Regions from separate parts of the Homo sapiens genome. Here region 2 is linked to region 1. Evidence: read pairs that join two places in POLR2A ChIA-PET (ENCODE). Cell type or tissue: MCF 10A. All regions are shown on one strand. Region 1 overlaps AXL (AXL receptor tyrosine kinase). Region 2 overlaps ITPKC (inositol-trisphosphate 3-kinase C).

Region 1 (4,000 bases):
TCTAAAAATATTTCAATGGAAAATTCCAGATATAACTCCTAAGTTTTAAATTGCATGCCGTTCTGAGTACTGTGATGAAACCTCATGCCATCCCACTCTGGTTGGCCTAGAACGTGAATCCCCCCTTTGTCCAGCATCTCAGTGCTGTATCTGATACCTGTCTGTAAGTCACTTAGCTATCAGATCAACTGTCCTGGTACTGCAGTGCTCAAGTGCAGAGTTCAAGAAACTCTTATTTATCTAAATAATCGCCTGGCCGGGTGCTATGGCTCACATCTGTAATCCCAGCACTTTGGGAGGCCGAGGCGGGTGGATCACTTGAGATTAGGAGTTTAAGACAAGCCTGGGCAACACAGTGAAACCCCCGTCTCTACTAAAAATACAAAAAAATCAGCCGGGCATGGTGGCGCGTGCCTGTAATCCCAGCTACTCGGGAGGCTGAGGCACGATAACTGCTAGAACCCGGGCTGCGGAGGTTGCAGTGAGCCAAGGTCGCCACACTGCACTCCAGCCTGGGCGACAGAGAGAGACTCTGTCTAAAAAAAAAAAAAAAAGGCCCCAGGGTGCAAAATAGTGATGGCTGCAATTCGGATAGGCCAAAGAGAAGCCTTAAAGTGCTTCCTTTTAAGTGAAAAGGTGAAAATTCTCCACTTAGAAAAAGATAATCATATATATATGTACTGAGGTTGCTAAGATCTATAGTAAGAAAACAATCTATCTGCGAAATTGTGAAGGAAAAAGAAAGTTATGTGTAGTATATACAGGGTTTAGTATTATTCATTGTTTCAGGCTTTTGTGGGGGCTCTTAGAGAACGTATCCTGGTGAATAAGGGGAATCCCCCAACACAGATACACGTAGAAACATAGACACCCCCCTCCCCCAGCACACACACACAATGTCTGCGCTAGGATGTAAGAAGGACCAAGTTTTTCGTTTTGTTTTTTGAGACAGGTTCTTGCTCTATCTCCCAGGCTGCAGTACAGTGGCACAATCACGGCTCACTGCTGCCTTGACCTCCAGGGCTCAAGCGATCCTCCTGTCTCATCCTCCCAAGCAGCTGGGACTACAGGCGGCCACCACACTTGGCTAACTTTTCAATTTTTTTTTGTAGAGAAGAGGAGAGTCTCACCACGTTGCCCAGGCTGCTCTCAAACTTCTGGCCCCAAGCGATCCTCCCGCCTCGGCCTCCCAAAGTGCTGGATCGCAGGCAGAGCCACTCGGTGCCCGGCCCTGGGACCAAGTCTTGTAAGTGCGACTGCAGTTCTGCGTGTTGTTTACGCGTGTGCTTGTGCATCTGTGTTTGTGTTTCTGAGCTGGTATGTTTGTGACCCTGCGTGTATCTGTGGATGGTGTGTACGTGCATGTGTTGAGTATCTGTGTACGTGTCTCTCGTGTTTGCTCCGTGCGTGTACGCCTCTGTTCCCACCGCGTTGGCAAGGGAGGCTCTCCATCCGCAGACACAAAGTTTCCTTTTCTCCGTCAGCGGAGGGAGTGGAATGGTGCAAAGTCTGCAGAGGCCGGAAAGGGGAGGGTAGGGGAGCTCCTCAGTCGCGGCTTCCTAGGTGGCCGTTCCCAGACAAGGTCAGGTGCCCGCTCCCGCAGCCTCCGCGCCCTGAAGGCCCCGCGCCCGCAGCCCCCGCGCCGCCCGGAGGAGAAACAGTACAGTCCCGGGCGGGCGGCCCGAGTGGGGGCGGGGAGCCTGGGTCGGGTCCAGCCACCTGGCACGTGGGGCCCCGCCAGGGTCAGCGCGCGGGAGCTGGCGCCGCCGGCCGGAGAAGCCCTGGGGCTGGAGGTGGGTTCTGGAGCCGGGTCCCGTTCCGACCGCAGCATTCCTGCCCCCGCGTGAGTCACCGGGGGCACCTCCCCACCCCAGCGCTTCCGGCCGGCTTCGGGGGCGCGGAGCCAGAGCCGGGATCCCCCTTCCCAGGCCCCAACGGCCGCACCTTGAGTGAAGGGGACAGGAGGAACTGGGACCCCTTCCCCTCCAGAAGGTTCTTGCTTTACCGCAAGACGACAGGAGCAGGCCGATTCCAGATGTGCTTTCCAGATGTCCTGACCATCCCCCCACAACCCCTGCTCTCCGCCCCAGCTTTTCCAGAGAATGAGAGGGATGGAAGGAGGAGGGGCACGCCCTGAGTCAGATAGAGGGACAGACGCACACAAACGGACGAAATTCCTTCACACAGCAAACCCCCCCACACACACACTCACAATGAATCACACTTAAACACACAGGGGCTGTTATTAGCACAGAAGACGCAGCGCTTGGTAAGTTAACGGCACACAGATATGCAAGGGCTGATGTCACAAACACAGTGACACAAAAACACCGTGACTCACACATATACACGCGGGCTGACACTGATGTACATTCATAAAGAGACATGTATGCATACAAGCCAACGTGGGACAAACACATAAACACACAGTCACACATGTACACATTGATTACAAACACCTAGCGACGCAATGTACATCTAGGCTGATGCCAACACACACAGAAACTTAAATGTCCCTGTATATTCAGAGACACACACCACGTAACAGCGTACATGGAGTTGAGGTGGACAGATAGATACACACCAGGACACAATGAAGGGTCATTTTGACCTGCTCAGACACAGACACACCGACGCGTACACCTCACAGCCAAGCCTCCATCTACGCCATAAGATGGAGCTGGATGCGCCCAGGTTTCATGTTCACCCAGACACAGACTGATACAAAAACACATTTGCGCTGGGTGCGGTGGCTCACGCCTGTAATCCCAGTACTTTGGGAGGCCGAGGCCGGTGGATCACTTGAGGTCAGGAGTTTGAGACCAGCCTGGCCAACATGACAAACCTGTCATGAAACCCTGTCTTTACTAAAAATACAAAAATAAGCCAGGCGTGCCTGTAATCGCAGCTCCTCAGGAGGCTGAGGCAGGAGAATCCCTTGAACCCCGGAGGCGGAAGTTACAGTAAGCCAAGATCGTGCCACTGCACTCCAGCTTGGGTGACAGAGTGAGACTCCGTCTCAAAACAAAAACCCCAAAAAACAAAAAAACACAGTTTCGTAGATGCGCAGGCCTGATGCAGACACACAAGGATGGAGACACTGCCATGGACACATAGATTGACACAGAGACACATCTATACGCTGACTGGTAAGCATCCTTAGGTCATGTACTCAGAGGCAGCAGGGGCCAGTGCACACACAGGGAGACCAGAGAGAAGCAGAGGGTGCTGTTACACACACACACACACACACAGGTCTGTGACTACAGTCATACACCAACATGCTTACCCTGTGACATATACACACACGCCACAGAGACATCTATGGACACACACAGAAAGCTGGTAAGAGGCTGAGGGTTGAGAGCAGTGGCTCACGCCTGTAAATCCCAACACTTTGGGAGGCCGAGGCGGGAGGATCACTTGAGGCCAGGAGTTCAAGAGCAGCCTGGGCAACATGGCGAGACTCTGTCTCTACCAAAAAATTCAAAAACTATCTGGGTATGGTGGCACATGCCTATAGTCCCAGCTGCTTGAGGGGTGGGAGGGTGCTGAGGTAGGAGGATTGCTTGAGCCCAGGAGGTGGAGGCTACAGTGAGCCATGATCACAGTACTGCACTCCAGCCTGGGTTACACAGCGGGAGCTTATCTTGAAAAAAAATAAGGGGGAAAAAAGGTGGTAAGAAACACAAGTTATCCATGGACACGTTCTGATTCTGCAAGGGAACACAAGCTCTCACTAGGACACTCTCACACCCATAGCTGCACACCTGTGGGCTGACACTACCACCTCCATACAGAGAGGTGTGCACCATAGCCCCAAACCCACTACCCTCCAGGCACACTTTACTTTCATACAGTGAGTCCCAGCTGTGAACACACAAACACAAAAAAGAGGGACAGACACAGGCTGACACTGGTACACTCCATCATGCGCACACACACAGACACCCACACACGGGCAACCCCTAAGAAACGTAGAGAGAGAGACATGCTATAA
Region 2 (4,000 bases), 500 kb after region 1:
ACCATCATAGCTCACTGCAACCTCCAACTCCTGGACTCAAGCGATGCTCCCATCCCAGCCTCCTGAGTAGTCAGGACTACAGGCGTGTGCCACCATGCCCAGCTACTTTATGGCATCTTGCTATGTTGCCCAGGCTGGTCTTGAACTCCTGGCCTCATGCAATCCTCCCATCTTGGTCTCCAAAGTGCTGGGATTATAGGTGTGAGCCACCACACCTGGCCTTGCTTTGGCCAATTAACTGGGAGCAGAAGTGTCACTTTCGGGTAGGAGCCTTAAGAGCCAGTTTATGACTCGCCACGTTTGTTCCCCAGTGGGGGAGGGAGTAAGAAAAGAAATGGAAGCTCCCTCAGCCTGGGACCCTGAGTGAAGACAGCATGAAGCAGAGCCCTTGACCCACCACTGACCTGTGACCAATGTGTAGTATAAAGCAAAATAATCCTTTGTTGTTCTAAGTCACTAAGATTTGGGGGCTCTTTGTTACTGCAGAAAATCCTGACCTACCCTGACTAATACAGAGACAGGTATAGAATTGCTAAAAGATAAAGAAATAGGCCGGGTGTGGTGGCTCTCACCTGTAATCCCAGCATTTCGGGAGGGTGAGGTGGGCAGATCACCTGAGGTCAGGAGTTTGAGACCAGCCTGGCCAACATGGTGAAACCCCACCTCTACTAAAAATACAAAAATTAGCCGGGCGTGGTGATACACACCTGTAGTCCCAGCTACTCAGGAGGCTGAGGCATGAGAGTCGTTTGAACCCGAGAGGCAGAGGTTGCGGTGAGCCAAGAACACGCCACTGCACTCCAGCCTGGGCGACAGAGCAAGACTGTCTCAAAAACAAAAAAAAAACAAAACAAATATAGGAAGACTAAAAGAGAGAGATACAAAGTAATGATGAAAAGAAAAAGATGAACAGAAGTAGACAAAGAGAGAGAGAACAAAGGAAACCACAAAAGCAGCGGGTACGATGGCTTACGCCTGTAATCTCAACACTGGGAAACCAAGGTGGGAGGACCACTGAGCCCAGGAGATTGAGGCCAGCCTGGGCAATATAGCAAGACCCCATCTCTACAAAATGTTTAAAAATTAGGCCGGGCGCAGTGGCTCATGCCTGTAATCCCAGCACTTTGGGAGGCTGAGGCAGGCGGATCATGAGGTCAGGAGATTGAGACCATCCTGGCTAACACAGTGAAACCCCGTCTCTACTAAAAATACAAAAAATTAGCTGGGCATGGTGGCGGGCACCTGCAGTCCCAGCTACTCGGGAGGCTGAGGCAGGAGAATGGTGTGAACCTGAGAGGCAGAGGTTGCAGTGAGCCGAGATTGTGCCACTGCACTCCAGCCTGGGCGAGAAAGCGAGACTCCATCTCAAAAAATAAATAAATAAATAAATAAAAAATTAAGAATCAGCTAGGCGTGGTGGTGTGCACCTGTAGTCCCAGCTACTCAGGAGGCTAAGGTGGGAGGATCACTTGAGCCCTGGAGGGTGAGGCTGCAGTGAGCAGTGATTGTGCCACTGCACTCCAGACTGGGTGACCCAGTGAGACCCTGACTCAAAAAAATAAGAAAGAAAGAAAGAAAACCAGAGAAGCAAATAGAAAACAGGGTTTTCGTTGTATCATGCCGACTAAACTATGAGCTTTTTGAGACAGGGTTAGTGTCTGATTCATGAACACATACACACACAGGAATACATTCTGCACCCCACAAGCATGTCAAGTCCCTTAGCAAGTACTGGAAGAGTGGGTCACCTCCAGAGAAGGAAACTGTATGGCTCATCCCTCTCCTACCCCAGGATCAGGGACGTGTTCATCTCTCCCGCCCCCTCAGAGCCCAGCTACCTCACAGACATCTCTTTGACAGTGGGAAGGTTAAGAGGGAGTCAGGGTTCGGGAAGGGCTAGTCCCTCCCCAATCCAGCTGCCGGCCCTGGGGAAGAGATGATTAATAAAGGTTCCTGTTTACTAAGTACCTGGAACATTCCAGACACAATGACAAAGACTCAGTGTGCCACAACCTACTTAATTTCTAAAAACACAACCCCAGGGAGATTATCGTCTCGGTGTTACAAAGGAGGAAACAGAGGGTCTGAGAGGTGAAGCCACTTACCTAACATCACCCCACACAGCGCTGGGGTTCTAGCTCTGGTTGGATCCCAGTGCCTTGGGGCTTATCCCCTACACACTTGCTGGACTACAAGCTCATGATGGCAGAGACTGGGGTTGTCATGGTTATGATTATGTCCCCAGCACATGGCCTGGCACACGACAGACGCTCCAGAAACATTCTTTGATGCTTGGACTGAAGAATGTTAGTTGGGATTTTTTTAATAGTAATTTTTTTTTTTTTTGAGACAGGATCTCACTCTGTTGCCCAGGCTGGAGTGCAGAGGTGTGATCTTGGCTCACTGCAACCTCTGCCTCCCAGGCTCAAGCAATCCTCCTGCTTTAGCCTCCCGAATAGCTGGAAAACAGGCATATACCACCACATCTAGCTAGTTCTTTTTTCCTTTTAGTAGAGATGAGGTCTCACTGTGTTGCCCAGGGTGGTCTCAAATTTCTGGGCTCAGGCAATCCTCCCACCTCAGCCTCCCAAAGTGCTGGGATTATAGGCATAAGCCACCACACCTGGCCCCTTAATCATAAACATAATATCTTCTCTCTCTGTTTTATGTTAGATCCGGGCCGGGCACAGTGGCTCATGCTTGTAATCCCAGCACTTTGGGAGGCTGAGGTGGGTGGATCACCTGAGGTCAGGAGCTCAGAACCAGCCTGGCCAACATAGTGAAACCCACTCTCTACTAAAAAAAAAAATTAGCCGGGCGTGGTGGCGTGCGCTTGTAGTCCCAGCTACTTGGGAGGCCGAGGCAGGAGAATCACTTGAACCCGGGAGGCTGAGGTTGCAGTGAACTGAGATCTCGCCACTGCACTTCAGCCTAGGCAACAGAGTGAAACTCCGCACTGCACGCCCTCCAAAAAAAAAAAAAAAGTTAGATCCAATGGTTTATCTGGGCTTTCTCGGATTTTTTTCACAATGGTCTCAGCTTATATGCCCCTTCCTCCAGGAAGCCCTCTCTGATACCCTGTGTCTGGCCAGTGACCTCCTTCTGGGCTCACACATCCTCCTGACCACTCTGAACTGTGACTGTCGGCTGATTGGTCTGTCTCTTTCATGGGCCTGGGAGCTCCATGAGTGTCTTGGTCACTGCTGTTTCCCCAGCAAAGCTAACATAGGACCAAATACATGGTAGGGGCTTAGGGAGTGATTTTTGTCTCATTAGAAGAATAGGATAGCACACCTGTAATCCCAGCACTTTGGGAGGCTGAGGCAGGAGGATCACTTGAGCCCAGGAGTTCAAGACCAGCCTGGGCAAGATAGCAAGACCCCATCCCTACCAAAAAAAGAAAAAGAAAGAGAACACAATTTTAAAAAAAGGACAGGATGGTGAGAAGGAAGGAAGGAGGAAAGGGAGAAAGGAAGCTGAGCCTTTACGGTCAGAGAGGATTTCAAAATTAAGGGAGAAGGAAGCACGGGTATGCTGGGCAGTGGGAACGGCTTGAGCAATGCGTGGAGGCAGGACAACAGAAGAGTGTTCAAGGAACAGTGTGTACTCAGGCCTAGTTACAGCAGAGGGGGTCAGGAGGAGGGAAGGAAGTCGATTCTGGGAAGGCGCCTGGAGACCGGAGGCTCCAAACGCAGCACTGAGCCCCTGACTGCTCTCAGAGAGGGCACCTGAGCAGACAAAGCTGGGCCATGGAGGCAGATTCTGGAAGGATGAGAAAAAAACTGGAGATAGGGAGGCCTGGGAGGGAGACAAGTTAGGAACAGATCTACACACTGGAGGGTTTAAACGATGGGTTTGAAACTCAGCCAGAACTGAGTTAGAATCCTGGCTCTGACTTGACGTGGCCAACCCTAAGCAAAGAATCTCTCACCTCTCTATGCCTCAGCTTCCCCATCTGTTGTTTTTGTTTTTTTTTTTTTGAGACCGAGTCTTGCTCTGT

The links. ChIA-PET counts read pairs that join two places held together with the same protein. Peaks named below come from ENCODE experiments on the same cell type or tissue, not always from the same donor. Only the 100,000 strongest peaks of a DNase experiment are listed, where the experiment ranks them.
Region 2: POLR2A ChIA-PET joins it to region 1 with 7 read pairs; 1 of 35 experiments calls an interaction of 5 or more read pairs at or near these places.

What each region holds. Positions count from the first base shown.
Region 1 is chr19:41,224,043-41,228,042 of GRCh38, reverse strand. The region is part of intron 4 of AXL (AXL receptor tyrosine kinase); the gene reads right to left. Among named protein-coding and RNA genes, the nearest start is that of AXL, 6.8 kb to the right of the region's middle. RefSeq lists an enhancer at 2,857-3,792. In MCF 10A, no CTCF peak of the experiment used is centred here; DNase peaks (open chromatin) are centred at 1,802 and 2,172.
Region 2 is chr19:40,720,347-40,724,346 of GRCh38, reverse strand. The region is part of intron 1 of ITPKC (inositol-trisphosphate 3-kinase C); the gene reads right to left. Among named protein-coding and RNA genes, the nearest start is that of ITPKC, 5.2 kb to the right of the region's middle. In MCF 10A, no CTCF peak of the experiment used is centred here; DNase peaks (open chromatin) are centred at 1,916 and 3,606.